Regions from separate parts of the Homo sapiens genome. Here regions 2, 3, 4 and 5 are each linked to region 1. A link is a contact called in ENCODE Hi-C or POLR2A ChIA-PET data. All regions are on one chromosome and are shown on one strand. Each heading gives the region's core, a stretch centred on a gene start or an enhancer-like site at or near the end of the contact. The rest is flanking DNA. Distances are from core to core; before and after follow the strand shown. Region 1 holds the start of RECK (reversion inducing cysteine rich protein with kazal motifs). Region 2 holds the start of RNF38 (ring finger protein 38). Region 3 overlaps RNF38 (ring finger protein 38). Region 4 overlaps TLN1 (talin 1). Region 5 has its middle 70 kb from the start of GNE.

What was found. A loop is a pair of places that touch in the nucleus more often than their neighbours do. ChIA-PET counts read pairs that join two places held with the same protein, here RNA polymerase II (POLR2A). Pooled maps may share reads with other maps.
Region 2: a map of gastrocnemius medialis shows a loop between it and region 1 (4-fold over the local background). The contact joins the promoter of RNF38 here to the promoter of RECK in region 1. A Hi-C loop is called at or near these places in 1 of 168 maps with a recorded cell type or tissue (gastrocnemius medialis) and 6 of 50 pooled maps. POLR2A ChIA-PET finds 5 or more read pairs at or near these places in 2 of 52 experiments (BJ and Panc1).
Region 3: a pooled map shows a loop between it and region 1 (3-fold over the local background). The contact joins the enhancer-like site here to the promoter of RECK in region 1. A Hi-C loop is called at or near these places in 1 of 168 maps with a recorded cell type or tissue (gastrocnemius medialis) and 1 of 50 pooled maps. POLR2A ChIA-PET finds 5 or more read pairs at or near these places in 4 of 52 experiments (BJ, H1, Panc1 and 1 more).
Region 4: POLR2A ChIA-PET joins it to region 1 with 16 read pairs in activated T-cell. The contact joins the enhancer-like site here to the promoter of RECK in region 1. POLR2A ChIA-PET finds 5 or more read pairs at or near these places in 3 of 52 experiments (AG04450, HEK293 and activated T-cell).
Region 5: a map of head of caudate nucleus shows a loop between it and region 1 (3-fold over the local background). The contact joins the enhancer-like site here to the promoter of RECK in region 1. A Hi-C loop is called at or near these places in 1 of 168 maps with a recorded cell type or tissue (head of caudate nucleus) and 7 of 50 pooled maps. POLR2A ChIA-PET finds 5 or more read pairs at or near these places in 2 of 52 experiments (Panc1 and WTC11).

Annotation. Positions count from the first base shown.
Region 1 is chr9:36,035,099-36,039,065 of GRCh38, reverse strand. It overlaps RECK (reversion inducing cysteine rich protein with kazal motifs), which reads right to left and starts at 2,153. Exons shown (of 21, transcript NM_021111.3): 1 at 1,968-2,153. The coding sequence starts at 2,067. RefSeq lists silencers at 1,874-2,023, 2,034-2,233.
Region 2 is chr9:36,398,520-36,402,486 of GRCh38, reverse strand. It overlaps RNF38 (ring finger protein 38), which reads left to right and starts at 2,218. Exons shown (of 12, transcript NM_022781.5): 1 at 2,218-2,390. The coding sequence starts at 2,379. It overlaps LOC124902152 (a long non-coding RNA gene), which reads left to right. Exons shown (of 2, transcript XR_007061475.1): 1 at 1-593; 2 at 902-1,022. RefSeq lists silencers at 1,159-1,618, 1,649-1,978 and an enhancer at 2,189-2,258.
Region 3 is chr9:36,381,552-36,385,518 of GRCh38, reverse strand. All of the region lies in intron 2 of RNF38 (ring finger protein 38), which reads left to right. Among named protein-coding and RNA genes, the nearest start is that of RNF38, 17 kb to the left of the region's middle. Within about 2 kb of position 2,343, at least 3 of the 41 ENCODE cell types and tissues checked have a DNase peak (open chromatin) inside an H3K27ac peak, as active enhancers do.
Region 4 is chr9:35,693,264-35,697,230 of GRCh38, reverse strand. It overlaps TLN1 (talin 1), which reads left to right. Exons shown (of 57, transcript NM_006289.4): 57 at 1-283. Among named protein-coding and RNA genes, the nearest start is that of TPM2, 5.3 kb to the right of the region's middle. Within about 2 kb of position 2,135, at least 20 of the 41 ENCODE cell types and tissues checked have a DNase peak (open chromatin) inside an H3K27ac peak, as active enhancers do.
Region 5 is chr9:36,326,741-36,330,707 of GRCh38, reverse strand. No RefSeq gene overlaps it. Among named protein-coding and RNA genes, the nearest start is that of GNE, 70 kb to the right of the region's middle. Within about 2 kb of position 1,732, at least 2 of the 41 ENCODE cell types and tissues checked have a DNase peak (open chromatin) inside an H3K27ac peak, as active enhancers do; they include Panc1, where a contact is called at or near this core.

The DNA.
Region 1 (3,967 bases), core at 904-3,403:
TTATGAAGAAAAAAAGAATTTTATGAGCAAACAAGTTTCTTTCTTTAACAACTTTATTGAGCTACAATTTGTATACCATGAAATTAACCCTTTTAATATGTACAATTCAGTTGTTTTTAGTATATTCACAGAGTTGTGTAGCCATCACCACTATCTAATTTTAGAACATTTTCATTACTCCCAAAAGAAACTTCATACTCATTAGCAATCACTGCCATTCCCCCAGCAAAAAAGTTTCTTGTTTTTTTTTTTGTTGTTTGTTTGTTTGTTTTACCACAGGAATCCTTGGACCCTTTATTGTGAATCTAATGTGTTTTGTGAATTTATAAGACAGGGTACCATCTGCAGTATTTCCCGAACATACTTAATAGCTAATATTTCACTGCTTACTACGCTAAATGCTGGACATGTATTACCTCGATTCTCATAATAAAATCTGTGAGGTACCATTTATAATAAATGTGGCTATTTGAGCACAAAAAGATTAAAGCTAAGTAATTTGCTCAATGTTCTTAACCACTCCACTGTACTACCTCCTGCAGAACTGACTGGTTGTGGGAGGAGAATGGACAACTAGTATTTCATAATTTTGTAAGTGTTTCAGTTCAATCTCTTTTAATTTAACAGGGAGAAAAATGGGGCCCAGGAAAGTAATCTGATTTAGCCAAGAATACACAGCATTTTCTCTTTTATTCTTTGGGATAGTTTACAGCTAAATTTGAAACCTAGCTATAGTTAATACCCCTGTTGGAACTGACTTTGATTTTTTTTTGAGACAGGGTCTCACTTCCGAGGGCAGTGGCATATCACTGCAGCCTCAACTTCCCGGGGCTCGAGCAATCCTCGTATCTCAGCCTCGCGGGTAGCTGGAACAACAGGCATACACCACCATGCCCGGCTAATTTTTGTATTTTTAGTAGAAACGGGGTTTCACTATGTTAAGCAGGATGGCCTCGAACTCCTGGGCTCAAGGGATCCGCCCGCCTCCACCTCCCAAAGTGCTGGGATTACAGGGGAGAGCCTACCGCACCCGGCTGACTTTGCTTTTTTTTTTTTTTTTTTTAAGGTGTCTCTGCCTGTCTCCCTGTAAGCAATGCACTTCACCACTTTTGCATGCACACGTCCTAGCCATCTTTCAATGTCTAGTACAGCTAGGGGGAATCACTCCACTTTCCACTCATCCTAGGTCGATGTCCTCTCTCCCTCTGTGCACTCATACATGGCCCTTCATTTCCTCTGGACATTTCTGCCTTGAATTCGAGTTACTTCAATCTCCTGCTGTACCCCATCTCCTACCGAGAGAGCTTTTGGACGGAAGGAGTCGGCGTGCACTCAAAAGGCCAGCAAGCGGGAAGCAATCAATAAGCACTTAACAGTTTCCTATCCATCCTTGGTTTAGTTCTTGTAGAGCAAGAATTTCTCTCCTCAAGCCTGCCAGCCCCCGGGGGACAGGGTTTACTGATTTTTAATGTCTCCTGCCCGAGTCCAGGACCCACCACGCGGGCTGTGGGGACCGTCAGTGCTCACCGCCACCAAGGTCGTTATGAACCAAGTGCGGGTCAAGTAACAAGTAACAATAACTAACTAGGGCCGCGGTAGGGCGGCTGCGTATCCGAAATCCCATCTAAACCTCGCGACGATCCTGGGCGGGGGCATCGCACCCTTTTCTGACAAGCAGCAGAGGCAAGCGAAGGGGTCAGTGCCGAAGAGGGGGCCCGTGTCGGTGGGTGACAGACCAAGGCCTCAAACCCGAGTCACCGCCCAGAAGATCTTGGGGCGGAGAGAGTTCCTCACTCGCCCCGCCTCGGCACCAGCCTCTGGAGCGCTGAGACCTGGGGTCCCGGGGTCGCCGGACGTGGGCAGGGTCTGGGGGTCGCGCGCACCCCCGCCCCCTGCCCCGCGCCATCTTGGAGCGCTGTGGCGGCCGCTCCCGACAGCTTCGAACCGTTGCTCTGGAGGTTACTCACCCGCACTGCCCGGAGCCAGGCCCCCTGCCACCTCCGCGACCCCCGCCACGGCCAGCAGAAGGAGCAGCGCACCTCGCAGAGAGGCCCGGACGGTCGCCATGTCCGGGCCGGGCGGCTCCAGAGCCGCGGGATGCTCGGACCCAGCTTGGCCGCAGCCGCTGCCGCCGCTACCGCCGCCGCTCGCGCGAGGCCCCGCCCCCAGCGCCCGGCCCTTTGGTGACTGGCTGCGGCCCGCTCAAGCCCCGCCCCCTGCCTCACAGTGTTTCCAAAACCTCCCGGGGGCGGGAACGTGCCCCGTACCAGGGCTCTTTGTTATGGCCCAACTGTGTGTCGGCTTCTGCCAGGAGTCCACCAGCCCACGTTCTCCCAGAGTGAAGTCAGAGGATGTCAGAGCTGGGAGAGTCATTAGAAAACCTCTGCCACCTCCTGAGGTTTCGGGCCACTGAGGTGAGAGAGGAGACTGACCTTACTCAAGATCACACTGCAAGTTCACCTGAGAACAAGGGCTTAGTCCAAGGCCGAACCAAAGGGGCTTCTCTCCTTCATGTACCCTCAGTAATACTCGCAATATTCTTTCTGCCGAGACGCTGCCTCGCACCCAAAGAAAGCATGTCACCCGGGATCCTTCGGCCTCCCGCAGACACGGCCCCCTGACAAGGGTTCATCACTAGAGCTCTTTGGCACTATAGCCTCAATGTGTCTTTGTTGTACTTTAAAAATTATTTATTTATTTATTTAGGCAAGAGTCGCTCTGTCGCCCAAGCTGGGGTGCAGTGGCGCGATCTCGGCTCACTGCAACCTCCGCCTCCCGGGCTCAAGCGATCCTCCCACCTCAGCCTCCTGAATAGCTGGGACCACGGGCGCAGGTGACCACGCCTGGCTAATTTTTATATTTTTTTTGCAGAGAAGGGGTTTCACCATATTTCTCAAGCTGGTCTCGAACTCCTCGCCTCAAGCAATCCCCCAGCCTCCTCCTCCCAAAGTACGGGGATTGCAGGCGTGAGCCACTGTGCCTGGCCTTGATGTTACTATTAAGCACCTATTCCTGATAGGAAAAGAGGATAGGAGAACGCTTGTATACCTAGATGTGGAAAGCCTTGAATATCCGGCTGAGAAGTATAGACTTTGTCCAAGAGACAAGTTGGAAGTGGGTCCCACCCCACCCATCAGCCCAGCAGCTACGTGGAGAATGTTTAAGCCACTGGCTAGCAAAGCTAATTCATTGTCTCTTTTTTTCTCTGTGTGTTCCTGAATTAAACCCTTTTTCCTCCTTTTTTGAAAAAGCATGACCACCGTTTTAAATTCTCATGAAGACACCTGGGGCTAAATTACTTAAAACATTTTTAAAATTCCTTAATATTATTAAATATCCAGTCATTATTTACATTTTTCTTATTGTCTCATGATTTCTTTTTACAATTTTTCAAGTTCTAAACAAAATCCATATATTAAAGTTGGTTTTTATGTTTTTGGGCTCTTACATTTATCCTCTCTTTCGAGTTTACAAAAGGAAAACATGAATAAGTTAAAATATCTAAAACATCTCCTCTGATGACTCTGTTGCTTCTGTGTACAAGGTAAACTGAGGCACAATAAAATTTTAAAGTTTACTTCAGCACGCGGTGATTCATGAATTGAGAAGCTGCAAACCAGAAGTGGTTCTGGGGCTCAGCTCTGTCGAAGAAGCAGATTTTTACAGAGTGAATGGGAAAGTAATAAAAAGAAAATATTTGATTGGTTACAGTTATAAAGTTGCCTTATTTGGTCTATCCCACTAAAAAGCCTCTAGTTATACAAGTTTGTGGACTACTTCTGATTGGTTGAGCTTGTTCTGTTTTTCTTTAATATATGCATTTACAAGAAATAGCTCAGATTAACTCAAGTAAGTTTAAGGTCACTTATGAGGACTAAATTGACTATCTGCTCAGGAATTCTGCAGACCTGGTCTTCATTTTAATTTATTTTAACAATTCCCCTCTGAGAGTAATAGTACCACTATT
Region 2 (3,967 bases), core at 969-3,468, 360 kb before region 1:
ATTCTGGTGGAAGATCTGTAATTGGAAGGCGAATCCACAGTAGATTGCGATTTGTGAGGGATACAGAGGATAGAAAATAGGATACATTGGATAAACTTAAAGGTATGGTTGGCACTTTACCTTGAAGTGAAACAAACAAACAAAAAAAACAAGTTTAGATGTGATCATCTCCAAACTGGCTGCTTTGGGAGAGAGCCAGCCAGCTGGTTAACTGGGTTACATAATTCGAGTATGGGTTTGGGGTGGATATGTTCATAGGGACCTAATACCTCTTTCCAGCTTCTCTTTGTTTGTCCTGGAATTCCAAAACCTATGATGTTATTGCTGGAACTTTGATTCAGCAGTTGCTAAACACCTTCTCTTGTGTTTCTGGCACTAGACTTGGGCCTTGGGTTTAGTTTACACAGTCCCAACAGAGTCTGGGTGCTCAGTCTGATATGGGAGACAAGTGTACATAAATAATTACCATATAGTGTTGTTCATAAAGAGAATGTCCAAGGTCCAGAAGGTCCTGAAACAACATTTACTCTGATTTCCCCCATTTTCTACTGGTTGCAGCTGAGGCCCAGAGAGGGAAAGAGAGACTGGTTTAAGTAATGCCAAAAGAACTAGAACTTGAAAACCCGAGTTTTCTGTTGACTGGTCCTTAATAATTTTACTCTACCACCCTAAAATATGATCACCATCCTTGCGGGAAACATCTAATTTCTGCTTTAAAAAGTCCACCCCTTCCATGATGTCCTCTTGACTGCCCTCTCTCCTTAAGTCTGATACCACTTTACTATTTTTTCCTTGTATGGATTGTGCTTTTGTGGAAATTTTTATTTTCTCTCTTGTATCGTGATTATCAGGACAGGAGCCAAGCCGGCTTCAATCTTTGTTCTTATTTCCCCTCCCCAAGCGACATCTGAGCAACTGTCACACTTAAGGAAGCCTCGGACAAGTTGGGTTCGAACCTGTTGGCTTGCTGCATTGAGAGACACCTTTGTGTACTGCAATAAAAATTCTTACTTTTCGGGCCACGTGAATGCATTTATGCTGTAAGAACTACGTGAGGTCAGTTACTGTTTGATTGCGGAGTTTTGTAGGTAGGAGGCACGGAACAGTAGCAACAATTTACTAAGAGAAAATCTATAGGAATTGGAACAGGGCCCTGCGGTCCGCAGGGCAGCGGGGGGCGGGCTGGGGCGGGGCTGCGCAGTGGTGCTGCGCGCGGAGCTCTGTTGCCGGAACTGGTCCGAGTCGTGCGCCGGGCCGCGCGCAGCCCCGCCCCGCCCCGCCCCGCCCCCTTCCCCCTCGGGGTGGAAACAAAGGGGGTTCGGCGCGCGGTGCGGAGCCTGGGGGAAAAGGGAGGAGCGCTCCGGTGGTCTGGCGCGCTGGGCTCGCTAGGTTTGTGCTGGCGAGGGGACGGGGTGGGACGGGCGACCCGGACCCAAGAAGTGGGAGGACCGCGCGTGTCGCGGCCTAGCGGCGAGGGGAGTCGCCTGCGCGCGCAGCGGAGGCCAGTGCGCCGGCGCATAGGGAGCCCGGGTCTGTGATCGCCGAGGCGGGGTGAGGCGGGGTGCGGCGGGGCGCGGCGGGGCGGGGAGGGGCGTGGCCGGGCCGGGCCCCTAGTGCGGTGTTGCGGGACGGGGCCGAGGCCCGGTCGGTTGGGGCGTGGGGGCGGAGAGGATGGAGCCTCCGAGGCGTTAGGCGACTCTGTCATCTCTGGGCGTGCAGCCGTCGTTTCCTGGCGCGGCCCGTGTGATGGTGCCGGGAGGAAGGAAGCGCAGTGACAGTGCCTAAGTTGGAGCCGGGGTTCCGGGGGTGAGGAGGCCCGCGGACGGCGGATCTGGCGAGCTGGCCGCGGGCTGGGCGAGCAGTCACAATAGGAGGCGGCGGCCCAGCGAGGATCCGCGGGAGCTGCCCGGCAGGGCGGAGCCTCCCCTCGCAGGTACTGGCCGCCGCGGCCGTTGGCTGCAGCGCGAGGGCGGGACGGGCTGCGGGCCGTTGAGAGCCTGCGGGGCCGCGCCCGAGTCTTGGGCTAAGGTTTGCCTCGGCCGCCCGGCGCTCTTTGTTCCCGCGGTGGCGAGGAGGCGCGGTCTCAGCTCGCGGAGCCGCCGGCCCGCTGCCCGGCAGATGGCCTCGCTCTCTCGCTCCCTCCCTTTTTGCCGAGACGCAGGTGAAATGATGTCACCCAGGAGAACGCGGAACCCGGTCGAAAGGGTCCTCTCTGGCGTCCTTCTGCTTCCGTGGGTTTCTGGATAGGCTGCGTTTTGTTCTCAGGGGATGCAAGTTCTTCCTTTCAGGGTTGAAGCGTGAGAGAGGTTGGTTTTTGAAACGGGAGTGTTTCAGGTTATTGAGGTCCAAAAAGAAATAAAGTTTTTGTTTACGTCTGTATGGCTTGTAAGGTAAAGTATTTTTCTTTGTGTTGCAAAAATGATATATGCTATTATTCAGTAAAAGTTGGGTATGCTAATTCTACCGTAAGTAGAAACACACACATGTAATTATTGCCACCATTATATGAATTGCCATTTCTTTTTTCTTAAGCGGTGGACTTAACGTATGAAAACTTAAATGTATACAAAGCTCATAATACAGTTGTTACCTTAGAGTTGCAAGTCTGCTGTATTCTGTTTGGCCTTGATTGCGAGTGTTGTTATACTTGAAAATTTACCGTAAATTTTTTTCAATAGCAAACAAACCTTGTATGTAGGCTTTAAAAAAAATTCCCTTTTATAGGGACAGTTGGAATCGAAGTAAAATTGTTCCTATCTTCAGGGAACACCGTCTAATGGAAGAAATAGAACTTTTGTAGAGATAATACGAAACCACATACATATAGATGTCAGATCAGGTGTGGGAAGCTGGGACACACTTGGAATAAAAAGATGAAATTTCTGACTGGAAGTTTACCTGGGAATTGTGTCACTTCAGATACTCCTTTCTCTGGGGTTTATAAATATATATTTATAATATATTTATTTATAATATGGTATTATATAATATATTATATATATTTATAATATGGTATATTTCACCTTTTGCAAACCTGCTAATCATACATTGTTCATTCAATTTTAAGTTGATTTTTATGATATTTCTGTAAGACTTATTTCTAAGAGATTTGAAGGCCTTAGCGCCTATAGTTGAATAAGTTCTGCCACAGACTCGTCATGTGGGCCTCAGGCTCTCATCTGTAAAATATAAAAAAAGTTGGACTTAAATAATCTGTGGGTTTTCCACCTCTGACTTCGTCTGTGATTCTAGAAGGTAGTTCGTATTTCCATACTTGTTGGGCTTTATATGCCCATCTTGTTTTTATAGTTAAATTGTCAAGTATTACTCTGGGTGAATATTGAGGAGAATTTTCTCTACTAAAATAACCTAATTTTTGATGAAGAGTAAACAAGATGGCATAGTCAGACATAACTGACTGTTAGCATCATAATGTAGAGTGTAGATCTGTTGTCTCTCTGCCAACAGCATTGGATGAGGCTTTTAATTCATGTTACATTCCTAGGCTGTTTCTGTTTGTGCTCACTTTCTTTTTTTGAGGCTGTGAGTGGAAAGTGTGGGTGAGAAATTCTTATGATAAAAGTTTCTGAAATGATTAGGTACTTGCTCAGTATGGAAAGATTATTGGTCAAGATTATGTCTTCTAGTTTATTCCACCTATTTCTCTGTACTACCTCTAGTTTGGTTTAGGCCACCACCATTTTGTAATTCATCTTGCTGGAAAGGTAGTTCTTAATTAGTCTTGATTGTTGCGTTGTGTTTGTTTTGGTTTTCCTGCTAAGAAAACATGTCAGACAGTTTTCACTTCCATTTTACTCTACTTAACTCACAGCCTTTTCTCTGGAAAGAGCGAACAGATTGTAAACATGGATTTGAACAGTATAGTTCTTGTCTAGTTCATCAGCAAACGTTAATTAATACGACGTTATCTAGAGGAGATAAAGCATTAATACTTGAACTCTATATA
Region 3 (3,967 bases), core at 1,094-3,593, 350 kb before region 1:
TAATCCCTGCTACTCGGGAGGCTGAGGCAGGAGAATCACTTGAATCCGGGAGGCGGAGGTTACTGTGAGCCGAGATCGCGCCATTGCACTCCAGCCTGGATGACAAGAGCGAAACTGTCTCCAAAAAAAAAAAAAAAAGCTGTAGTGGATCAGACCAGCAGCAGACCACCAAACAGTGACTGTGACCTCTTTTTGGTGCAAGTTTGGCTTTGGGAAGTGCTTTGGAGCTACTTCTTGGTCCACCCACTGAGCTGGTTATCGGTTGTTGTATAAAATCCACTTTTCCTCTCATAACAAAATCTGATCAAGAAATGGTTCCTTGTTCTTGTGTAGAATAAGAGAAGATGATACTTCAAAACGATTTTTTTTTTTTAAATTTTCGGTTAGCTCATGAGGCACCCACTTAACCGAGCTTTTTCACTTTTCCAATTTGCTTCAAATGCCAACCTACCATAGCATAGAACAATTCATGTTGAGTTCTTCGGCAACTTCGCATGTAGTTGTAAGAGGATCAGCTCGATGATTGCTCTCAATTGGTCATTGTCAACTTCTGATGGCCAGCCATGCTCCTCATCTTCAAGGCTCTCGCCTCCCTTGCAGAACTTCTTGAACCACCACTGCACTGTATATTCGTTAGCAGTTCCTGGGCCAAATGCATTGTTGATGTTGCAAGTTGTCTCTGCTGCTTTATGACCCACCTTGAACTAAAATAAGAAAATTGCTTGAATTTGCTTTTTGTCTAACATCATTTCCTTAGCCTAAAATAAACATAAATAGCAAGTAATAAGTCATTAACAAAGAACATAAAGTGAGAAATTCCCATTAAAATGATATATAACATAACCACATTTATTTAAGAACGTATTCCAATACCAAACGGCAAATTCCAACACTGCATAAACTGCAGTTATTTTTGCACTCACCTAATACATCTGGTGGATATTTTTCAGCCCTTCATCCTGCATCCTTGAAACCTCCTTCGCCTGGCTTCCATCACACTCCACCCTCCTGCTAATCAAGTACCCAGCATTAAATGTTGGTGTTTCTTAGGTTTCCGTATTGGGCCTTGTTTTCATTACATAAACTTTTGAGGGGCAATTTTGTCTATGTCTGCAGCTTCATGAATGATGATCTGTATATCAACACTCCTAAATTTATATTCCTACCCTCTGAGCTTCAGCTGTTTACAGAACACCTCCAGGCGGGGTATCTCTCAAAGGATCTCTTGATTTCAGGTTGTTTTAGTATCTTTCCTATTTTCACTGGTTTCATGTTTATACTTTAGATTTTTTGTTTTAGTCTCTTATCTATAATTATAGCTTAAAATTATTATAGTTACAGATACATGAGTAGAATCTAGTATTCTGGTAGAAATATAGTGATACTTACAATTGTAGCATCAAGCTAAATTAGTTTTTGTGAACCAGTGATGTTTTGTGTAATTAGGAACTGTGAAAAATATAGTATATAACATCACTAGTCTGTTACTCAAATACTAGCCATGCAGGCCTCCTTAGACTTAGGAAACCACTTTATTTATAGTTCCTGTGTTTTGGTGGACTAGCAGTTATAGCCAATGATAGGAAAATACCGTATTTTACTATTCATCATGGTGTGATTGCAATACGTTATACTACTAGAGTGCCTTTCTGAGCAGCCACTGCATATCAAACTGTTATTTTCTTTGGGCTTCGGTTTAAAAAAAAAAAAACTTGGCACGTATCAAAGAGCAAAATTTTTTTGTTTCTGCATGTTTATGGTAACTTTTGAAAACAACATGGTAACTTTTGAAAACAACATTCAGAGCCTCTTCTATATCTGCAAGTAAAATAACATTTCAGGAGAATATATTAGTTGTCTGGTTGAGAGACAGAATTTCATTGCAAAATTGTGATCTGAGGAGTATAAGAATTATACATCAAATGAAAGTCCTATGTGAAATGAGACTGTGTACATTATGTAGTTCAAGGGCAGCATGTTCACTGAACTGCCTTAAAAAGTTTCAGTTTCACTAATAGAAACACATTTAGGCCGGCCGTGGTGGCTCATGCTTATAATCCCAGCACTTTGGGAGGCTGAAGTGGGCGGATCATGAGGTCAAGAAATAAAGACTGTCTTGGCCAACATGGTGAAATACATCTCTACTAAAAATACAAAAATTGGCTGGTGCGCGCCTGTAGTCCCAGCTACTTGGTAGACTGAGGCAGGAGAATCGCCTAAACCCAGGAGGCGGAGGTTGCAGTGAGCTGAGATCGCGCCACTGCACTCCAGCCTGGCAGCAGAGCGAGACTCTGTCTCAGCAACCAAAAAACCACATTTTACGTATTATCTGGACATAGTTTAAAAATGAAAACCTCAGCTTGTGGAGAATAAAATGAGGTAATGTTAGAAGTCATTTTGTAAACTATTGTGTGATCCAAATATAAAATTCTTAATTTTCTGCTTTCCCCAGCTTATATCCATCTTCTGCAAAACAAAAAAGGATCTTGTCTTATTTTTTAGTAACAAGTTGCTTATATAGAGTGTTGATTTCTAAGTGTTTTCACATTTATTTAAAATGAATAAAATTTAGTGAGAGTTTGCTCTTCCTGGGCCCTTTGCATTTAACTGTTTTTCCTTAATTGTGGAATAAGAAACTTCATTTTTGTTAAAGGTAATTAAGGCAAGTAGAGAAAGTCTGGGAGTTTAAAGGAGAATTGAAGATTCTTAACTCATGCTGTGCTTATTTGTAAATCTAAGGTGAAGAGTAGTCCTGACTGATTAGAAAGAGGACCAGGTTCTTGAGAAATTCCATTTCCCCACACAAGTTGCCTCTTTGCTGCTTTGGGAAGGAAGTCCTTAGGGCTCACTAGTGGTTGCCATTAGAGGCATGTTGTAGTCACTGAGTAGAACTTGAAACCTGTTTCTGTTTTGGGAAAAGTTTGTCTGGCTCAGCATCTCCTATTATCTCTAAGACTTGCTGATATATATATAAACCCAAGATATATATTACATATAAAATTGTTTTTCTTTAGCCTTTAATGACTTCTGACTTGTTCATCTGGAATTATGGAATGCATTCTTATGCCTGCCTCAGGTTCATTTCACTTCTGTTGATGTTTTGGTAATAAAAATGGTTTGGTGTTAATAGAGGTGTACTCCTAGACTCATTTTTATCAGATTTAATGCTAAGCATAAAACCTGCCTTTCCTTCCTTCCTCCCATTATGACCTCTTTGACCTCCCTTGATCCCTAAATCTGTAGCAGTGTTCTATACTGTAATGTCTGTACAACGTTCTATATTATTAAATAATAGAGACAGTACTTGTACCAGATTTGAATCAACATCTTATGAATTTTAAATTGTCAACACTTGGTACTTTGAAAAGTTGGTCCACTGGCCTAGAATCAACAAGGAGAGGAGGGAAAGAACTTCTCTGCCTGATAATTCAAAATCTAAATTATCCAAGCATCATCACCTGGGATAATAGTAGAGATGACAGTTCATGGACCTCTGGTCCAGACTTTCTGAATTAGAGACGGGGGAGTGAGGCCAGCAAGCAATCTGGTGTTTCTGAAGCATGAAGGTTTGAGAACTACTGGCATAGGTATTAATGGAAAGACCCAACTCTGTGAAAACATTTTAAAGAGGTTTATTCTGAGACAATATGAGTGACCATGGTCTGGGAAACAGTCTCAGGAGGTCCCAAGGAAATGTACCCACTACAGTCGAATTACAGTTTTAGGGAGGCAGGAGTTACAAAGTCATAAATCAATACATGGAAAGTATACATTGTTTCAAACCGAAAAGACACAGAATATCTTGAAGTGAGGACTTAAAGATTTTAGGTGGATTCAGAGATGAGATTCTGTAATTTGCAGTTGGTTTATAGAGTAAAGCTTTGTCTAAAAATTTGGATTCAGCAGAAGGGAATCTTATAAGAAAGTCTGTTAACCAATACACTGGGTTAGAGTGACCTGTAGGGGT
Region 4 (3,967 bases), core at 886-3,385, 340 kb after region 1:
GGAAGACTGGCAGTCTGCACCTGAGGTCCCTTCCTCCTTGCACCCGGACCCTAAAGTTATCCAATGGGGAAGTTGTGCCTGAGAAGTCATACTCCTGTTATCCTCACCTCCCTGGCCAGCACCTAAGCCTCACAAAGTGTCGTTCTGCTGCTGCTGGGACAGCAGCTACCACAGTTCCTTGTGGCTACCAGGACATTCTGTTCTTCATAGCTACTCAGGGTATGTCAACAAATCCAGTCCTTGACCAAATTCAAATTTTCAAAAGAAGCTTTGCTAAAAATAATATGCCTGTAAGTGTCTGAGCCTAAGAGAACTATGGCCACAAAACTGATTGAAGCCATTAGCAAGCAGAAAAATCCCAACTTGAGGCTGCCTCGGGTAGGCACCGCTCTTGATTGGGTTGGGACACTCCTGCCTAGGGTAGCGCTAAAAGTGAAGAGCTTGACCCAGGTGTGAGAATTTATTGTTAGAGGGGGCAGAGCTCCCCTAGTGGCCAGGAAGGTGCTAGCAGCCCTGTTCCAGCCACCCTGCTTATCTGGTGGGTCAGTGGAAAGAGGCAGTCAGAGAGGTGGATGCTGTGTGCTTCCACGTCCCCATCCAGCCACTCTGTCCATAATGCATGGACTCTCTGACAGTCGTCTTAGGTTGGCAACTATTTTCATGCGTGATTCTTTAGTCAGCCCTACCGCCCAGTACATTATTTCCTCAAGTAGAACACAAACGCCACCCATCTGCTACTAACACCTTCTACTCCCACCACATTAGGGAAAGCTTGAAGTAGATGGAATGTAGCTGGTAACGGTGGTTCGAGCCTCTAATCCCAGCTACTTAAAAGGCTGAGGCAGGAGGACTGCTTGAGACCAGGAGTTCAAGGCTGCAGTGAGCTATGATGGTGCCACTGTGCACCAGCCTGGGTGACGGAGTGAGAGCCCTTCTCTAAGAAAGTAGATGGAACTCTAGGACAGCCCATTAGGGATGGTGCCAACCTCCTACCATCACTCCTATCACCTGTGATTCATTCATTCAATATTTACTAAGCCATGCTTGTGCTAAGCACTGGAAAATTGAGATGTATTATCACTTCTCTGACGCAGAGGACTGGCAACTCCAGTACATACTGTGGGGGCTCCCTAATCCCAGATTCAATGTCATAGTATCAGTTGAGGACCTTGGAGATCAAATCCCTTCTATAACCTCCCCGACAAGTGGCAGTCTAGACTTTGAACTCCAGCTAGGAGCCCAGGACAGCTGCTTACTCCTGTTACCATTTCCTTGTCATGTCCTCAGGAACTGGGACCAATCACATACTTCTCACTAGTGATACCTTGGGAGCCATCTGGGGAGAGGCTTTAAAACCTATTAAACCAGCAGCTCTTCAAATGTGGTCCTCAGACCCCTAGGGTTCCCTAAGACCTTTTCAGGGGTCCATAGGTCAAAATTATTTTCATAAAAATACCAAGACATTATTTTCCTTAGCTGGGGATGGTGGTGCACACCTGTAATTCCCAGCTACTTGGGAGGCTGAGGCACCAGAATTGCTTGAACCTGTGATGCGGAGGTTGCAGTGAGCCAAGATCACGCCACTGCACTCCAGCCTGGGCAACAGAGCAAGACTCAAAAAAAATGTCCTTGATGAAGTAAAAAAAAAAAATTTTTTTTTTTTTTTGAGACGGAGTCTCGGTCTGTAGCCCAGGCTGGAGTGTAGTGGCGTGATCTCGGCTCACTGCAACCTCCACCTCCTGTGTCCCGGTTCAAGCAATTCTCCTGCCTCAGCCTCCCGAGAAGCTGGGATTACAGGCACATGCCATCATGCCCAGCTAATTTTTGTATTTTTAGTAGAGACAGGGTTTCACCATGTTGGCCAGACTGGTCTTGAACTCCTGACCTCATGATCTGCCTGCCTCAGGCTCCCAAAGTGCTGGGATTACAGGCGTGAGCCACCACGCCCAGCCTAAATGTATTAATTTAATTAAACCTTAATCCTTAAGGAAAAGGCTTTTCAACATTCTGTCTGATAAAGTGGGAAGTATGCATAAGACATTTTGCATACCAAAGTATGATGGTTTTCTGGAGGAAATAACTTAGGCCATTCTTTGAGTTGTGAGCTGAACTAGCTGCTCTTTTATGGAATGCCACGTTTACTCAAAAGAATGGCCGACAAACTGTGGTTATCAGATTTAGGTAGCTGGCAGAACTTTTCTAAAAAGGAACAAAGTGAGTCTGTCACTTCAGGGAAAAATCTGACAGTGTTTGTTGCCAATGATATAATTCAAGCTTTCAAGTGAAAAATCGAATTTTGGAACACTTGTATTTGCTACATGAGCTTCACAGCTTCCCAAAATTTAAAACTTAAAGACTTTACTGTTCTCCAGTATAATACTATGAAGAAAAACAAAGACTTTACTGTTGAAACCTATTGTGATTTTTTTAAAATTTATTTATTTATTTATTTATTTATTTTTGAGACAGAGTCTCGCTCTGTTCCCCAGGCTGGAATGCAGTGGTGCAATCTCAGCTCACTGCAACTTCCACCTCCCAGGTTCAAGCAATTCTCCTGCCTCAGCCTCCTGAGTAGCTGGGACTACAGGCGCCCGCCACCACACCCAGCTAACTTTTTGTATTTTTAGTAGAGACAGGGTTTTGCCATGTTGCCCAGGCTGGTCTCGAACTCCTGAGCTCAGGCAATCCACCCACCTCGGCCTCCCAAAGTGCTGGGATTACAGGTATGAGCCACCGCACCTGGCCTGAAACCTATTGTGATTTTTAAAATAATGTATAATGAAACATTAATATTTGGAAGATTTGCATAGCTCAGTGAATCAATTATTTTCCATATGACGAATGCACGGTGTTACAAAATTATGCATGGGTAAAAGATCCAATCAGGTGCAGTTCAGAAAAACGGATTTTTTTTTTTTTTTTGAGACAGAGTCTTGCTCTGTCACCCAAGCTGGAGTGCAGTGGTGCAATCTCGGCTAACTGCAACCTTCGCCTCGCAGGTTCAAGTGATTCCCCTGCCTCAGCCTCCCGAGTGGCTGGGATTACAGGCGTGTGCCACCACCACACCTGACTAATTTTTGTAGTTTTAGTAGAGACGGGAGGGTTTCACCATGTTGGCCAGGCTGGTCTCGAACTCCTGACCTCAGGTGATCCACCCACCTTGGCGTCACAAAGTGCTGGGATTACAGGCGTGAGCCACCACACTTGGCCAAAACAACGGATTTTAGTTTAACAGTACAAAAAGGTCACTGATATGGTTTCACATTCTACATTGCAACTGCCCCTTAAGAAACTGCCAATTATCGGCCAGGCACAGTGGCTCAGGCCTGTAATTCCAGCACTTTGGGAGGCTGAGGCAGGAGGGTAGCTTGAGCCTAGGAGTTTGAGACCAACCTAGGCAACATAGTGGCACACCATCTCTATTTAAAAAAAAAAAAAAAAGGGCCGGGTATGATGGTGCACATGTGTAGTCCCAGCTACTGGAGGAGACTGAGGCGGAGAGAGCACTTGAGCCCAGAAGGTCAAGGCTGCAGTGAGCCAAGCCGTGATTGTGTCTCTGCACTACAGCCTGGGTGACAGAGCCAGACCTTGTCTCAAAAAAACATAAATATGCCAGGCCCGGCATGGTGGCTCACGCCTGTAATCCCAGCACTTTGGGAGGCCAAGGCAGGCAGATTATCTGAGTTCAGGAGTTCAAGACCAGCCTAGCTAACACAGTGAAACCCCGTCTCTACTAAAAATATAAAAAGTTATCTGGGCATGGTGGCGGGCGCCTATAGTTCCAGCTACTTGGGAGGCTGAGGCAGGAGAATGGCGTGAACCTGGGAGGCGGAGGTTGCAGTGAGCCGAGATTGTGCCACTGCACTCCAGCCTGGGCAACAGAGCGAGACTCCGTCTCAAAAAAACAAAACAAACAAACAAAAAATACAACAGTTAGCTGGGTGTGATGGCTTATGCCTGTAGTCCC
Region 5 (3,967 bases), core at 483-2,982, 290 kb before region 1:
AGCTAATTTTTTGTATTTTTAGTAGAGACAGGGTTTCACCGTGTTAGCCAGGATGGTCTCGATCTCCTGACCTTGTGATCTGCTAGCCTCGGCCTCCCAAAGTGCTGGGATTACAGGCGTGAGCCACCGTGCCTGGCCTGTATGATTCTGTTTATATGAAATGTTAAGAATTGGCAACTCTACAGAGAAAGTATTAATAGATCAGTGGTAGACTAGAGCTGAGGGGATGGTGGAGTTGAGGGTGATAATGAAAGGCTATAAAGTTTATTTGGGGGGTAATGAAAATGTTCTAAAATTGATTATGGTGATGGATGACAACTCCAAGTATACTGGAAGCCACTGAATTGTACACAGTAAGTGGATCAATTGTATGGTGCAATTATCTATAATTGAACTGTGTCTTAATAAAGCTGCTTTTAAAAAGTACGATGACATATACCCACCAGAAAATATCTATAATTAGAAAGATTAACAATACCATATGTTGGTGAGGATGTGAAGCAAACTGAAATTCTCATCTGCTGTTGATGGTAATATAAATTGGAACAACCAATTTAGACAACTGGTTGGCATTGTCTACTAAAGTTCATGCGCTATAACCCAGTCATTCTTCTTCTAGGTATATTCCTAATAAAATGCATGCATATGGGCACCAAAAGGCATGTACAATAATGTTCATAGCAGGCTATAAAAGCCCAACCCTGGAAACAATCCAAATGTTTATCGACCATAGGACTGATGATAAATTATGGTTGAGCTTTACAATGGTTTTTATACAGCAAAGAGAAAACCAACTACACCAAGCAACATGGGTAAATGTTGCTAATGTATTGAATAAGATCCAAAAGAACACACTCTTGTGTCTTATTCAATATACTTGTGAGAATATTCTTACAAATTGTTCCAGTCATAGAAATATCAACAAGCAGAATTGATCTGTGATGTGAGAAGACGTGACCGTGATTACCCTAGCCAGGCAGTCGTGACCTACAGGAGTTCAGGGCATGAGGAGGCATCTGGGCTGTCAGTCATTTTTTATTTGTTGATCTACGTGCTTGGTTACACAAATGGTTCAATTTGAGAAATTCATTGTTCAATCTTCTGTATCATTTTATAAACTTTTTTTTTTGAGTTTTGCTCTTGTTGCCCAGGCTGAAGTGCAGTGGCGCGATCTCGACTCACTGCAGTGTCCGCCTTCCAGGTTCAAGTGATTCTCCTGCCTCAGCCTCCCAAGTAGCTGGAACTACAGGCATGCGCCACCATGCCCGGCTAATTTTTTTTTGTATTTTTAGTAGAGACAGGGTTTCTCCATGTTGGTTGGTCAGGCTGGTTTCGAATTCCTCAGGTGATCTGCCCGCCTCGGACTCCCAAAGTGCTGAGATTACAGGCATGAGCCACCGCACCCGGCTATAAATTTCATTAAAAAAATAAGTGGTAGACCCCACTCTGTGACACTTTATAGAAGTACAGCTGTACAATGCAAGGGCAGATGAATTTTTATCATCTTAAATGACAGCTTTATCAATATCCCTAATGCTGTACTACATAAAACCTAAACAAGTCCTCCATATCACTTTCCTCATCCCAAAACATGTTTTTAACTTGCTTTTTAAGTAAAAAAGTATCAGAGCAGCAATATTTCTATTAGAATATTGCCACTATGCTAGTAAAGTATTTATGCATGACATTTACACCAGGAGGCGCTGTTGTTCAAAACCAAGTTCCAAATACAGTACAAGCTTCTTAATGCACAGGTCAGGACTGACACGGTTATAAACAGTTAATGTGCTTTCATATTGCTTTTATTCGTGGAAAGCATACATTAGAAATCTGCCTGCCAGAATAGTCCAGGATCGCTACAGCTTACAACCTCATTCCTTCTTGAGCAATGTTGTGTTTATTCCCTGCAGAGTGGGGCTTCTAAAAGTTTATGTGGTTTTTGAATATTTAATAACGGATTTTTTTTTTCTGGTTGTATTCTTTTTTTTTCTTTTGAGACAGAGTCTCATTCTGTCGCCCAGGCTGGAGTGCAGTGGTATGATCTCAGCTCACTGCAAACTCCACCTCCCGGGTTCAAGTGATTCTCCTGCCTCAGCCTCCCGAGTAGCTGGGATTACAGGCACCCACTATGACACCCGGCTAATTTTTGTATTTTTAGTAGAGACAGGGTTTCACCATGTTGGACAGGCTGGTCTCGAACTCCTGACCTCAAGTGATCCGCCCGCCTCAGCCTCCCAAAGTGCTGGGATTACAGGCGTGAGGCACCGTGCCTAGCTTTGGTTGCATTCCAAAATGCAAATTTGTTTAGCTTTAAAATCAAGCCTCCTCTGTGCTGAACAAGACTGATTGCTGCATATGAATTCCACTCCCATGCTCCTTCCACAGTGCCATAGGTACGGTTGAGACTGGAGCTACCATGTCGGCCGAGGCCTGCCTCTCCCAACCACAGGTTTGCCAGTGGCTTCCTAAATGTCAGGTCTAATAAACACGTTCCAGTCTTTGTGCTGCTGGACTGCTCTGTGGTGTGAGACTCTCTGCATATCGAGGTGTGGAGGCCTGGCAGGGACAGGCCAGAGGAAGGCTGCTGCGGCTCCCATGACTCGCCCTTTGGCTGTCATGTGATACTCCTCTCACTAAATCCTCAGTGTTGCTCTCTGAGTTCTTTCTCCTGAGTTTCTTTTTCTCTGGCCCACCCGTTCCCATCAGGGCTCACCAGGATATGACCCTCACCATTTTCCCATTCTGCGCACTCTTCCTGGAGCTAGTGCATCCTCTCCTACTTGCATCAGCAACCTTTTTACAGTTCCCCTAACACAGAGATTCCTATCTCCAGTCCCACTTCTCCTTGTGTTTCCTGCTAAACATCTCCTCCTGAAGTTATCCTCCTGAATATCCTGTAGGCCAAGTTGTCCAACCCATGGCCCGCGGGCCCACATGCAGCCCGGGACAGCTTTGAATGTGGCCCAACACAAATTCCTTATCTTTCTTAAAACATGAGATTTTTTGGCAATTTTTTTTCAGCTCATCAGCTATCATTAGTGATAGAGTTTTATGTGCGGCCCAGAAAAGCCAAAAGATTGGACACCCCAGCTGTAGGCACTCAAACTCAACATATCCAAATATGGACTCTTCAAACTTCCCCGCAAACACATTTCTTCTCCTGTACTGCCTGGCTCCATTGCTGGCCTACCATTCACCGGATACCCTAGCCAGAAACAGGAGGGTCATCCTTGACTCTTTCATCTTCTGCCTCCCCAACGCCTAGTGAACGGTCCTTTCCTCTCCCTTTCCTCCACAGCCCTAGTTCAGGCCCCATCATCTCCTGCCTTTCCACGATCTCGCTTCCTGCTTTGTACCCCTCACTTTCATATTCAGACCTCTGCACAGCCTCCAGAGGGAATCACTCAAATACAACCTGATCGTGGCCCCTTTACCCCCGACTCCCACCCATAGCTCCAAACCCTTAAATGGCTCTCCCCTGCCACAGGACAAAGTCCAATCTTATTAGATGCTCCCCTTCGCAACAAGAGCCTTCTTAACCTGCTCCTGATGATGGCTCCAGCCTTGGCTGCCAGGACTCCCTTGCCCGGCATACTACACTCTGGCAGCGTCAGCCTGTTCCCAGTTCCCCGAGACACACTGGGCCCCACATTCCCCTCTGCCTGGAAGTCCTCTTCCTCCCTCCTCTGTCTTCTCCCCTGACTCAATTCTGGTATCCCCTCCTCCAGGAAACCTTTCCTGAATCTTATAAGCCAGGGAGCAAGACGCTCTACACCCTCCTCCTGTTGTGAGCTTGCCAAGTTCTCATTTTTTCCCTTCCCTGGGTGGAAAGGTGTGCTTTCCACTAACCTGCAAGCATCTTGTGCTGGCACTGACTCATGCCTTTACCTCTAGAGCCCAGCACAGGGCCTGGCACATAGCAGGGGTTGAATAAATGCGTGTGTGTGTGTGTGTGTGTGTGTGTGTG